Regions from separate parts of the Mus musculus genome. Here region 1 is linked to region 2. Evidence: chromatin contacts called from ENCODE POLR2A ChIA-PET data. All regions are on one chromosome and are shown on one strand. The core of a region is the stretch at or near the end of the contact, and the rest is flanking DNA. Distances in the headings are between cores, read along the strand shown. Region 1 holds the start of Cnbd2 (cyclic nucleotide binding domain containing 2). Region 2 holds the start of Cep250 (centrosomal protein 250).

What was found. ChIA-PET counts read pairs that join two places held with the same protein, here RNA polymerase II (POLR2A).
Region 1: POLR2A ChIA-PET joins it to region 2 with 19 read pairs in Patski. The contact joins the promoter of Cnbd2 here to the promoter of Cep250 in region 2. POLR2A ChIA-PET finds 5 or more read pairs at or near these places in 2 of 5 experiments (Patski and embryonic stem cell).

Annotation. Positions count from the first base shown.
Region 1 is chr2:156,307,701-156,314,036 of GRCm38, reverse strand. It overlaps Cnbd2 (cyclic nucleotide binding domain containing 2), which reads right to left and starts at 1,564. Exons shown (of 13, transcript NM_027585.2): 1 at 1,238-1,564. The coding sequence starts at 1,504. It overlaps Scand1 (SCAN domain-containing 1), which reads left to right and starts at 1,333. Exons shown (of 2, transcript NM_020255.3): 1 at 1,333-1,535; 2 at 1,635-2,191. The coding sequence starts at 1,689. The coding sequence ends at 2,117. It overlaps Phf20 (PHD finger protein 20), which reads right to left. Exons shown (of 18, transcript NM_172674.2): 18 at 4,084-6,336.
Region 2 is chr2:155,952,404-155,958,765 of GRCm38, reverse strand. It overlaps Cep250 (centrosomal protein 250), which reads right to left and starts at 2,208. Exons shown (of 33, transcript NM_001130000.1): 1 at 2,109-2,208.

The DNA.
Region 1 (6,336 bases), core at 315-2,814, 360 kb before region 2:
GGAGGATAGAAGCCTAGAACTTCGTGGGCTGCCCAGAGCTGTGGACTCACAATGCTTGGGTACCACGCTCATCTCATCCCATCATCCCAAGCATCCTTACCAACCGCTCCATCTCCCTAGCTCTGAAAGCTCTGTCTTTTCCAGAGCTTGATTTACTCCACCTGACAACTGTGAGGCAGGCACTATTTATTGCTGGGGGTGTTAAAGCAAAGAAAAGATGTTTCCTGACACCTGATTCCGACACTCTAGACAGCAGCTAGTCAACAAAGATATACTATAAACTGTATGTGTAATTTAAAAATTTCAAAGTAGTTGTATTTTAAAAGTAAAAAGACACAGGTAAAATTTAATAATATAGTTTATTTGACCCCCATATATACAAAATTACATAACATACTCAAATATGTAATAAATACAAAATATTTTTCTTTTCCTACAGACACATGCGTAATTCTACATTTTAATACATCTCAATTTCGGGGTATTTACCTTTCAAAGATTCAGTAAATACAAGAAGCTAATGGCCACCATCTGGGACATCGTTAATTACAGTTTACTTATTAAACTTTTTTCAAAGATGTATTTACTTATTTTATGTATTCACCGCTGTTCTTTTCAGACACACCAGAAGAGGGCATCAGAGCCCATTGTAGATGTAAGCCACCATGTGGTTGCTGGGAATTGAACTCAGGACCTCTGGAAGAGGAGTCAGTGCTCTTAACTACTGAGCCATCTCTCCAGCCCCCCACTTATTAATCTTAAAGTTAAAGTAGTACCCACTGAATCTCTTTCTCTTGGTTTTCGAGGACAAGCAAAAACAATGACAAAGAAGCCCTGAGCACTTGTTTGGGGGCAGGAAAGTCTGAAGACTCTTGCCCAAATACTTTGTCCTTCTCAAAATAAAGTGAAATCAATTGCACCTATGCAGGCGACAGTATATGTGTGTGTGTGTGTGTGTGTGTGTGTGTGTGTGTGTGTGTGTGTGTGTGTGTTTAATGAGATTCTCAGCTCAATTTATAGCTCAGGAGGTGTCCTTTAGCTCTAGGATTACGGGCTTGAGAGATCTTTTTAAAAGTAATTGGAGCCCCTGTCCCGCTGTCCCACCCAGGGCATCCGCCCAAGCTCCGACAATCCCCTAGCCAACCATCACCCTCCTTTACCCAGGACTGTCAGCGCTACCCCCAGATCCTGCCTGGTCAAGTAGGGACCAGCATCTACCCTAGGAGGCGCAGGTCACCTGCACGCCAGGGCGGTCCTTCGGTTGGGGTGTCTCCGCCTTTATCTCCTTAATCGAGGCCGGACTCTCCTTGTCTTCCTCTGATCTGGAATCCGATCCCGACTCAGATTTCGACTCTGTCGTGTCCGACTTGTCCGCCGGCTCCAATGGGGACCTTGCAGTGCCGCCATCCTTAGTGTCAGTAGAGCTGATGTCTACGGACTTCCCCAGATCAAACTTCACGTGACTGGTAGAGGAGGCGGCTTCCGGATTCGCGGATCGGTTCATTTCCGGCCACCGAGGAGCTTCGCGGGTCGAGGTAAGCTGGGCTTGCCCGCAGCCTGTCCTGAGTCCGCGTCCCGCTGGGGTGCCCGGGCCCTGCCCTTCAGCGGCCCTCTGTTACCTCCTTCCGGTGCAGACGCAGGCGAGGCGCCGGACTGCGAAACAAAGGGGGACGCCAACAGCCGTAGTCATGGCGGCGCCGCAGCCCAGCCAGGACCCCCAAAGCCCCGCGGCGCCTCCCGAGCAGCAGGAAGGAGCCGGCGACTGTGCGGCCCCGTCGCCCGATTCCGGGAGCTCCCCGGCCCCGGAGCTCCCCGGCGCGCCCGCAGCTTTGAACACGGCGCCCTACGCTGACGCCGCCCTGCGGCCCGGAGCCTCTCGGCCCGGCCCCGAGACCTTTCGCCAGCGCTTCCGGCAGTTTCGCTACCAGGACGCGGCCGGGCCCCGGGAAGCCTTCCGGCAGCTGCGGGAGCTGTCCCGCCAGTGGCTGCGGCCGGACATCCGCACCAAGGAGCAGATCGTGGAGATGCTGGTGCAGGAGCAGCTGCAGGCCATTCTACCGGAGGCGGCCCGGGCTCGGCGGCTGCGGCGCCGCGCGGACGTGCGCATCACCGGCTGAGCGGCGGAGCCTGGGGCTCCCTGGACTGACACCCTACCCCTGAGTTAATAAAAGTTGAATTTTGACAGCTCCCATGTCTGCTGTGTCTTGCGTTCGTTCTTTATTTATTGGGTTTATTTTACGAACTTGTTGCCCACCTTTCCAGCTGATAGCTAGAGGATTCTGGGAACCTGTAAGATTAAGGCTTTTGATTAGCTATTCCTGGACCACTGCATTTGCGCGAAGCTGTGCCCTTAGGCAGGAAATCTACCTAGATCTAGACCACATTCAGTTTTTCTAAACCTGCATGAGTTTTGTTTTGCAAAAGGCCATGTTAATGAGGTTTCAGTTTTCTAGCCTTCTATTCTCCCCTCTGCCTCACACTATCTAGTATCCGAGCTTCAGCAGATGGCAGTACACAGCGGTTTCGAAGCTGAGCAGTAAAATAACTGGCCCTATTAAATGCTTTATTTAGTTGGTTGTTGTGACTCATACTTTAAACCTCAGCACTCAGGAAGCAGAGGCAGGAGGGTCTCTGAGGCCAGCCTGGTTTTTACATAGTGTGTTCCAGCCAGGGCTATGTAGACCCTCTCAAAAACAAACTCAAGCAACAGAACTGATATTGCCAAGGAAAGCGAACTCTCGTTTCACTTTATGCTTAAAGATCAGTAACTGGAATCAGTACAACTGGACAACAGTGTTTTCCCAGTAATCTTGTTGGAAATAGCCTCTTCTTCCAACGGTTACCTGGTAAGTTTTTTTTTTGAAAACAGCTTTTCTCAGTTTTTCTTTTGAGAAGTTGATGTGTACTTTACATAATTTCCACTTAACTTCTCCATCTCATATGACCTCTACTTTCACATTTGTTAGACACACACACAGAGTATCCAGTGTCCTGTGACAGGGACTGAGAAGGCTCGGCATGTTTCCTTGCCTTAACCTATATGGGTCAGGGCCTCCTGTCTTTCTATATACACGTGTTGGTCATTTGAGAAATGTTTTGCATAAAACTATTTAGCGTTCATGACCTTAAAAACAAACCAATGGCCATGACGGAAATGTGTATCATGAAAAGACGCCTCGGACTTCGGACTCCTTGACACCGATGCCCATTCCTCTCCTTTATCAGCCTCTCATGAACTTCCTCTGTGAGAGAACTCCCTGGAGTGAGGCACACTTGTGAGCAAGACTTCCCTCTCTGCCCCATTTTTTAAACCAATGAGTAAACTCCTCAATCTCCAATGTTCCACCTGCTCAATGGTTTCCCCCGGGATGAGCCTGGAATGCATGAGTAATACGAACTTACTGTGAGGCTCCTGTTTGAATTTTGCAATGAAATGAAGACAACCAGTTTTGAGGATTCTGCCCAGGCATGGGTGTTAGTTGAGGGGTAGTTCAGGTCTATAGGAAGCCTGGGTTTGTTGAACGCAGTAGGTAAGTCTCAGTCTAGGGAAACAGCCTGTCCTGCCTTGCACTGTGTCCAGCAACCAAAAATGCAGTAAACCTGCAGCTTCCACTGCAATGTGTGAGCCACACTTGAACTCAGGACCTTCAGAAGAGCAGTCAGTGCTCTTAACCGCTGAGCCATCTCTCCAGCCCCCGGCACTTTATTTTTTAAGACAGGGTTTCTCTATGTAGCCCTGGCTGTCTCCGAACTCGCTCTGTAGACCAGGCTGGCCTCAAGCTCACCATAATGCATAAAACATTTAATCCTTGCTGGGTTATGGTGGTATACTCGGAGACCAAGACAGGATCATTTTAAGTTTGAAGCCCAACTTTGGGTTGCATAAGCTCAAGGCCAGCCTGGACTACATTGCAAGACTTTGTTTAAAGAACAACCAGGTGTGGTGGTACAGGACTTTAAAACCAGCACTTGGAACAGAGACGGGATTTCTGGGAGTTCTAGGCCAGTCAGGGCTATATAGTGAGACTAAACTAAACCAACAAAGCCCACAACCTTTTATACTTCAGTAATGTGACTGACACATAGCAACAAGAACCTGTTTTTATTTTTCCAGATACAGAAGTTTGCATGTTTTGCAAATATTGCTTGAAAGCAACACTCATATGTACAGTGCCTTCTGTCTAATAGCGTGTAAACACAGATACGTATCCACAGTGCAATGTTGGCTCAGCCAGGATCCACCTTGCATACATACTAAAGAATGACTGATCAAACCAGAACTGTTTTGTCAAGGTGACTTTCTATAGGTGGATAGGTTTTTTTAACAGACAGAACATAGGTAGTGCACATCTTTCTAAATGATAACATTGTTTGCAACAGATTCCAGTGCTCCAACTTAGGGGTGAATTCACTTTGACCCAGGAACTGGGAGTGGAGCCCCTCAACATGGCTTTAAGTTAGGGAAGAACTGAGGTTATCAGAATATGGGGTTTCTGCTTTGTTTCCCTAAAAACAAGTAATAATGAAACCAGATTATGTCCTTTACAAAACCTAAATGATAAACCCAGTAAGGACCACACGGCAAGATTAGCATCATTCAGTTTCTGCTTCCTTCTTTGAACCACACAAAACTGACTGCCTTCAAGGTTACAGCTTCCCCAGATGTGATACTTAAGAGTAGTTACATAAAAAGAAAAACCTCAATTTAAAATCCTTTATTACATTTGTGTGTATGTGTGTCACAGAACAACTTGAAGGTGTCAATTCTCTCTATTCGGTCCTGGGTCTTGAACTCAGGTCAGCAGGCTTGGTGGCAAGCACCTCTCCCAACTAAGCCACTTTGATGGCCCCAAATTAGTATCTAACAATCATCATACCTCACACAGTTGTAGCTTTAAGTATCTTGTTTCTTTCCCTTTCAGACAATCATCATACAAGTCTCAAAATGTAGCTCTATGATAAATTATCCAGAACCGTGATGGCATGTGTACTCTTGGAGCACTTCTTCCCACAAGAAGACATCAATGTGAGCAGTGGGAAGCAGCCTCTTGTAAGGGACTGTGTTGGCTTAATTACACATCACACATTCCCTAAGCTATGCCAGGTCACCTCATGCTTGCTCCACAGCACATTTTGTATCAGATGGTGAACAGATCTTTAGATAAGGGCATTCATTCCCTGAAGCTTCTCTGTACACAAGCCTGAATTTATGGCCATGATGGCCTGTTAGGCCTGAAACTTAACCATTCCTAAGGCAGCGAGAGGTGCTGCTGTTGGTAGCTACCGACATTGGCTCCTTAATGTTTACATAGTAAATATTTGCAGCCTAGAACATTACAGATTACAAAACTGATAATGAATCTGTGGATGTTGATGAATAAATCAAACAAAGTTTACCGTTAGTGATACAAAAACTGGTGAAAATGAAGTCCTCACAGCACGGAACCTTTTACATTTCACCTAATAAGATAAAACCAAGCAAACAACATAGCAATGACACATGGAACCAGAACCTGCGAAACAAGAAACAACACAAACATCTCTGTGAAGGTACAAAGAGGTTGTACCTGGACCATAAGCAGCATAATTACCTTCATCTCATAAAGTAACACAGACGGGGAATTGAAAGAGTGGAGTGGCTGGAGTGGCGACTGCTACCCCAGCCTCCAGGGAGGAGGGAAACAAGCAACAGAGTTGCAAGTTTGCGGATGAGACATAAAGTAAGGTAATTCCCACCTTCTTTGTAACAAATCTTTACAGTAAAAGAGTTCGAAAATTTTGGGAAACTTTTTTTCATAACTTTAAATAGAACTGGGAAGCAGTTGAAATTAGTAAGTGGGTAGAAAATGCTGTCCTTTGGGTTCCAGCCCCTGACTGCTTCCTCCTGGAATTCCTTGTAGATTCTCATTACATCAAGATTCTAGCTCCTCCTTTAGCAGTTTCACTTGGCTGCTGAAGCCCTGTACAGCCCAGCTGACTCTGGAGTGAAAACATAAAACCTTGTCCCTGGTACCGTGAAGCCATGCAAGAGACGAGGTGAGAAAATGGAAGTCTTGAGGAAGCAGAGCAGTAAGGACCCAGCCTTCAAAAAACTGCACGGCACAGTGAAGTCCCAGCATTCCAGTGAGGCTAAGGGATGAAAGCGGTGGGTGCCTGCTGCCCACACGACACACCAGGCAGAGAAACCGGAGGGGTTGGCACATGCCTCTACCTGACTCAAAAGTCAATTAAATAAACTGCAAATCGAATTTACAACTGTTTCCTACTAGGTTTTTATTTTTTTTGGCTCTCATTTTGTTTATCATCAGTGGCACGATTCCAATTGAAGATGTGCAA
Region 2 (6,362 bases), core at 959-3,458:
AATCCCAGCACTTGGGAGGCAGAGGCAGGCGTGACTATGTGTGACTTGTAACTACCTGGAGGATGCAAGGGTCTCTTCAACTTCTAATGCCCCCAGACACACATACAAAGCACTCATACATATGAAATAAAAATAAATAAAATCCCAAAAAAGAGAAAAAAAGATGAGCCAGGCGTGGTGGTGCACGCCTTTAATCCCAGCACTTGGGAGGCAGAGGCAGGCGGATTTCTGAGTTTGAGGCCAGCCTGGTCTACAGAGTGAGTTCCAGGACAGCCAGGACTACACAGAGAAACCCTGTCTCAAAAAAAAAAAAAAAAAAAAAAAAAGGAAAGGATGAAAGAAAAGTAGGATTCAGAAAATGGCAATGTAAGCTGGACATGATGGTGCACTCCTTTGATCCCTGCGAGTGGGAGGCAGGAGGTAGTAGATCCCTGAGTTTGAGGCCAGATTGCTCTTGCAGGGCATGCAAATTCAGTTCTCATCACATACTAACAGCTGCCTCTAACTCAGTTCCAGGAGGTCTACAGCTCTGATACCTGCATTTGTATCCACTCTGCTGCCCCCATACACATAATTAAAACAAAATTTTGTTGTTGTTTTTTGTTTGTTTGTTTGTTGTTTTTCGAGACAGGGTTTCTCCGTGTAGCCCTGGCTGTCCTGGAACTCACTTTGTAGACCAGGCTGGCCTCAAACTCAGAGATCCGCCTGCCTCTGCCTCCCAAGTGCTGGGATTAAAGGCGTGCGCCACCACACCCGGCTTAAAACTAAATATTTTTTACATGGGAGCATGGTTCCACAGGTAAGGAGTTGGCCTAATGATTCTAACCCACACGAAGGCTAAAGACATCTCCACAACGTCCTCTATAGCCTTCACGTGTCCACCAGGCGCAACTGGTTAGTAGCAAAGCGGAAATCAAAGTCTAATTCAATTCCAAATTCTATTCTCATTTCATTAGCTGCCAAAATCAAAAAATATAAAACTCACAGCACTGCAGAGCATTTCCTAAGGGGAATGAATTAATGACATCCACACCTGAAGCTTTCTGAGGTAATTTGAGCAAAATGTGACAATATGTTCCTGCAGCACAGGGTGTAGATGTACCAGTAAGACAGTGCAGAGCTGGCCTTGATTTTTGTTAAGAAAACTATCGATTTGGTAATATTATCAATCCTACTTCATAAGCTTTCTCAGGGCCCAGCCTAGACTCACAGGCCTGAAATCTCAACACTGACTGGCTGCATAAGACGCTGGGTTAAAAAAAAAAGCAGCCCTTTTATTGAAACGTGAGTTGCAACCCTGACCTCCATATCTTACAGGCTAACGTATAAACAGCAAACTAAAGGCAATCTAGTTAAGTCATAATATTCGTAGGGGGTTCTAGCTCATTGTGAAACTTGATTTATAAGTGCTTGTTTCTTCGTGCATAAAACGTGAATATACAGAACGCACACCATAGATCGCTGCATGGATTAAAGGGGCCTTTGTAGGTAATGCATTTAATAGAGCTGTCATCTTTCGACTATTCAGTAACTTTTTTTTAGTTACTAGTAGTCATCATAGGGCATAAGAGTTGAAAAAAAAGGACATGATTTCTAACAAGCCCAGAACAAGAAAGAGTGGCAGAACACTGACTTGGGCAAAGTTCGCAAAAGGCAAGAATCTGATCAGTTGAGCCTGGAGCAGGCCTCAAGAAAGATTTTTAAAGAAGTGATCTTTGAGTTCTGAAAAATCAAAGTTCTGATAATGGGGCAGTGGGCTGAGAGCGGACTTTCAGGGGAAGATCACATGCAAAGCCGTATGAGCACAGGGCGCTGCAAAACTCCCGGGTGCACGGAGCGTGATCCGCAGGGCGCGCAGCATCTCATCCCGTCAGCTCCGGGCTACGACAGTGGGCCACCCGAGTGTGAGGTTCTCTGGGCGGCGGCTGCAGCAGGAAACTGAGGCAGGCAGGCCCCGACCACTGGGACAGGTCCCAGCCCCTCTCTGGGCCCGGGGTGCCTCCCGGGATACAGGAAGCCGCTGTCCAGGCGACATCCCCGCGGGCGCCCAGGCCCTGGACCTCGGACCGTTACGCTCAGCGCCTCCCGCCTGCCCCTGCCCACCTCACCAGAGTCGGTTCCCGGGGATCCCGAAGCGCTCCGCAGCTACCGAGGCCGCTGCAGCAACCTGCAGGCCCGGCCTGGGGCCGCCCTCAGTCTGGAGGCCAGGCCCCGCCCGTCAAACTCCCGCCCTTTCGTGGGGAACCGCCCAGCCCAGTCCAGCCGAGCGCCGGGAATGAGTGCGCCGCTGCAAACCTCTCGCCATATTAAGTACTGGCAGCCAACTTACTAGAGAAGCCCAAAAGGAAAGGGGGGGATATAGTGAGACCAAGGTCGCTCTCCAAAAGTAAAGACAGTCACCGTCTCTGAATTCTAGCACTGAACGTTCTGAGGTGGAGAAGAAACACTCGCCCGTAAGCTCCCGCCTGTGGCTTCAGAGTTAAGTACTGCGCATGCGTGTAGCCAAGGTCTCGGTGCACCTGCGCACTGTCTCACCAACAAAGCCAAGTACAGTAACTGGGTGAAAGCACCTAGCTCCAGTTAAATCTGGGCAAACGAATGTCTCAGCTTTAGATCTTTACTGATCCTCCACGCAGCCCCAGGAAACAGAACATTCGCAAACAACTGTGTCGTTGGCTACTTTGTCCGGTTATGACTACCGCTACTTGACTGCGTTCCGCTAGGAACGGGGAGTTATTTTGATAATATATTGTACAATCATTATTGACGCATTTTCTTAGCATTGATTTTTTTCATTTATTTATTTATTTATTTTGGTTTTTCGAGTCAGGGTTTCTCTGTGTAGCCCTGGCTGTCCTGGAACTCACTCTGTAGACCAGGCTGGCCTCAAACTCAGAGATCCGCCCGCCTCTGCCTCCCAAGTGCTGGGATTAAAGGCGTGCGCCACCACTGCCCGGCTTTTCTTTCTCTTTCTCTCTTTCTCTCTTTCTCTCTTTCTCTCTTTCTCTCTTTCTCTCTTTCTTTCTTTCTTTCTTTCTTTCTTTCTTTCTTTCTTTCTTTCTTTCTTTCTTCCTTCCTTCCTTCCTTCCTTCCTTCCTCCCTCCCTCCCTCCCTCCCTCCCTCCCTCCCTCCCTCCCTTCCTTCTTCCCCTTCTTTCTTTCTTTCTTCCTCCCTCCCTCCCTCCTTTCTTTCTTCCTCCCTCCCTCCCTCCCTTCTTTCTTTCTTTCTTTCTTTCTTTCTTTCTTTCTTTCTTTCTTTCTTTCTTTCTTTCTTTCTTTCTTTCTTTTGTGTGTGTGTGAATTTTTTATTCATTTATATTAGTACACTGTAGCTGTCTTCAGACACACCAGAAGAGGGCGTCCGATCCCATTACAGATGGTTGTGAGCACCATGAGGTTGCTGAGAATTGAACTCAGGACCTCTGGAAAAGCAGTCACTGCTATATAACCCCTGAGCCATCTCTCCAGGCCAGCATTAAATTTTTATTTGATTCCCAGTTGGTTATAATTTTAGTAGAGACAAAACAAACAAATAAGCAAAAACAAAGAAATGAATCATCTCAGTATATACCAAGACACGAGGTGGGACTTGACACTTCGATTCAATTCCTGAAGACTCAGTAGACCAAAGGTGAAGCCAGGAATCTGCATTCTTGCAAATACCCCAGATGATTATGCACTATGGGAACTACACGAGACAGAGTCCTTCTTGGGCATCTGTGACTCTAGCACACAGTACAAGGCCATCTGATACAAAACAGATGCCCAGAAGTGTTGAGTGAACTAATTAATGTATAGGTGGTGTGAGGTGGTGTGAACATGAGAGAGCCAGACAGCTGAACAGTGGAGGCACACGCCTTTACACCCAGCCCTGGGGAAACAGAGGCAGGCAGATCTCTGAGTTAGAGCCTGGTCTACAGGAGGAGTTCCAGAACATTCTGAATTATACACGGGGTTGGGGGTTGGCGGGCAGGGAGAAGGGAAAGAGAGGAGAGAGCTAGGGAACAGAGATAAACACCCTATAGCTTTTTAAACGTTTTAGGTTTTTGGGGTTAGTTGGTTGGTTGGTTGGTTTTTCAAAATAGGGCTTCTCTGTGTAGCCCTGGTTGTTCCACCAAAGTGCTGGGATTAGAGGCAAAGACACCACTGCCAGGCAACAAGATAATTTTTGAGAAATAAAACTTACTCTATGTTTTCCCATCATGGTTTCTTGTTTCTTTCATAGAAATTCTGCCTTTTATTTACTGACTTATTGTTTTCACATGTTTCCTCTCTGAAATTTAAGTTTCATAAACTTGTGAGAGTGAGTTATTCTGAATGCTTCATGTATAGTCTCATAGGCATTGAGTAAGTATCCATTGAACTGTATAAGTCAAGTCATCCTCATAGTTTTTTTTTTAAAAAGTTGCTCTTTAAGCTCTCACCCTTCTTACTCTCATTTCTAGCCCTCCTTCTCTCCCTCCCTCTCCCCTTCTTTCCACATGGCCATGGCCAGCCTCTCTCTCTCTCTCTCTCTCTCTCTCTCTCTCTCTCTCTCTCTCTCTCTCTCTCTCTCTCCCTCCCTCCCTCCCTCCCTCCCTCCCTCTCTCTCTCTCTCTCTCTCTTTCTTTCTTTCTTTCTTTCTCTCTCTCTCTCTCTCTCTACCTTCTCTCTTTCTCTCTGCCTTCTACAATAAAGCTCTAAAACCATTTTTTAAAAAAAGTTACTGAGATAAAAATCCATCACAGGGGTAGGGTACGGGGTGTCACTCAGTTGTTCCTGTGTTTGTCTAGCACTGTGAAGCCCTAGATCTGATAGATCTGAGCATGGTGGACAGGCCTATAACCCCAGCACTTGAGGTGGAGAAAAGAATATCAGAAATTCAAAGGTATTCTCGGCTACGTAAAGAGTTTTAAGGCTAGCCTGGGGTTCACGAGATTCTGTCAAAAATGAAAACAGAAAATCCATCAGCAAACAGCATACTTTAGGGAGTGGCCATAGGTTTCAAATTACCAAATATACCTATAAAAGGGACCAATGAGTTAGTAAATCAAAACCAAACAGTAATCATTGGCCTTTGTAAAGGGGGAACCATTCATGTCTATGCTAATTTTACAGTTATTTTGTTTGTGCATGTGTGTGTGTGCAGGAGTGAACGTGTTATGCATCATGGTTTTTGTCTGTGCCTTGGTGTGTGTATACAGGAGTGAAAGAGTGCATCTTTTATGGTGCTTGTCTGTGCATACTCTTGTGCAGTAGTGAAAGCGTGCGTGTATCATGGCACTTGTTTGGAGGTCAAAGCCCAACTTTTCCAGACATTCTTTCGTCCTTCTTGCTGAGGCTGTCTCTCTGATTTCTGCTGCTCTGCTGTGTATTGTAGGCTAGCTGGCCTGGGGACTTCTCAGTGATTCTCTTGTGTCCCCCTTCCATCTTCCTGCAGGAGTGCTGGAATTAAAAGTATACTAGCCATGGTCTCCAGCTTTGTATGGGTTCCAGGGACTGAACTTAAGTCATCATGCTAAGTGGCACGCACTTTTAGCCATTGAGCCATTTCACCAGCCCATTTATTTTTCAGACAGAGTCTAAGTACACAGTCCAAGCTGATCTTAAACTCAGGATCCTTCTGCCTCAGCTTCCCAAGTGTTGAACTTACAGGCTGGCATCACCATCACCATGCCTGGTCTGGGAGACTGAATCACTAGAATCCCAGACCATATAGTACTCTGTCTCCATCCTCATGGCTGATTCGGGGATCCCTGCTGGAGAGCCTGTATGTGAGTCTACAAACAGACTTACCAGGTGCCCTGATTCCAGGAATATGCCAGGTACCATCCTCACTCCCCAGGGAAGTTCACAGACCGGAATGCCAGGGCAAGTGAATGAGACACATACCCTGATGTATAATGGGTACACCTCAACTATGTGTCTTCCTCTTCCTCACTTCCTGCCTCCTCAGAGTGGCAAATCCCTCCTCTCCCATGCCACCTAGGTATCATGGACAGTCCAGCTGCCAGCTTCTGCTATGAAAGTGTTCTCTTTCCTCTGAGATCTGTAAGAAGGGACTCTCAATCTGCCTTGTGGGTCTGAGCTCTCCTCAGAGCCTCTGCTGTGCTGTTGTCTGTCCATATCGTTGATAACTCTTCTATTAAAGTTCTTACCCCCAAAGGACAATCTGCCTAAGTAGTCCTCTTATGTCTCAAACTGAGGACTTCTGGAATGTAGGTGGAGGAAGTAAGAGTGGAAGGAGGACGGTAGGGATGGAAACTGGGAGGACCTGAGGATTCTGAGCTCGAGAACGAACGGCAGGAAGCTGAGGGTGGTGGCATGGTGTGATCCCAGCAGTAAGGGCAGCGTGGTGAACTGTCAAAACCAGCGGAAAGGTTC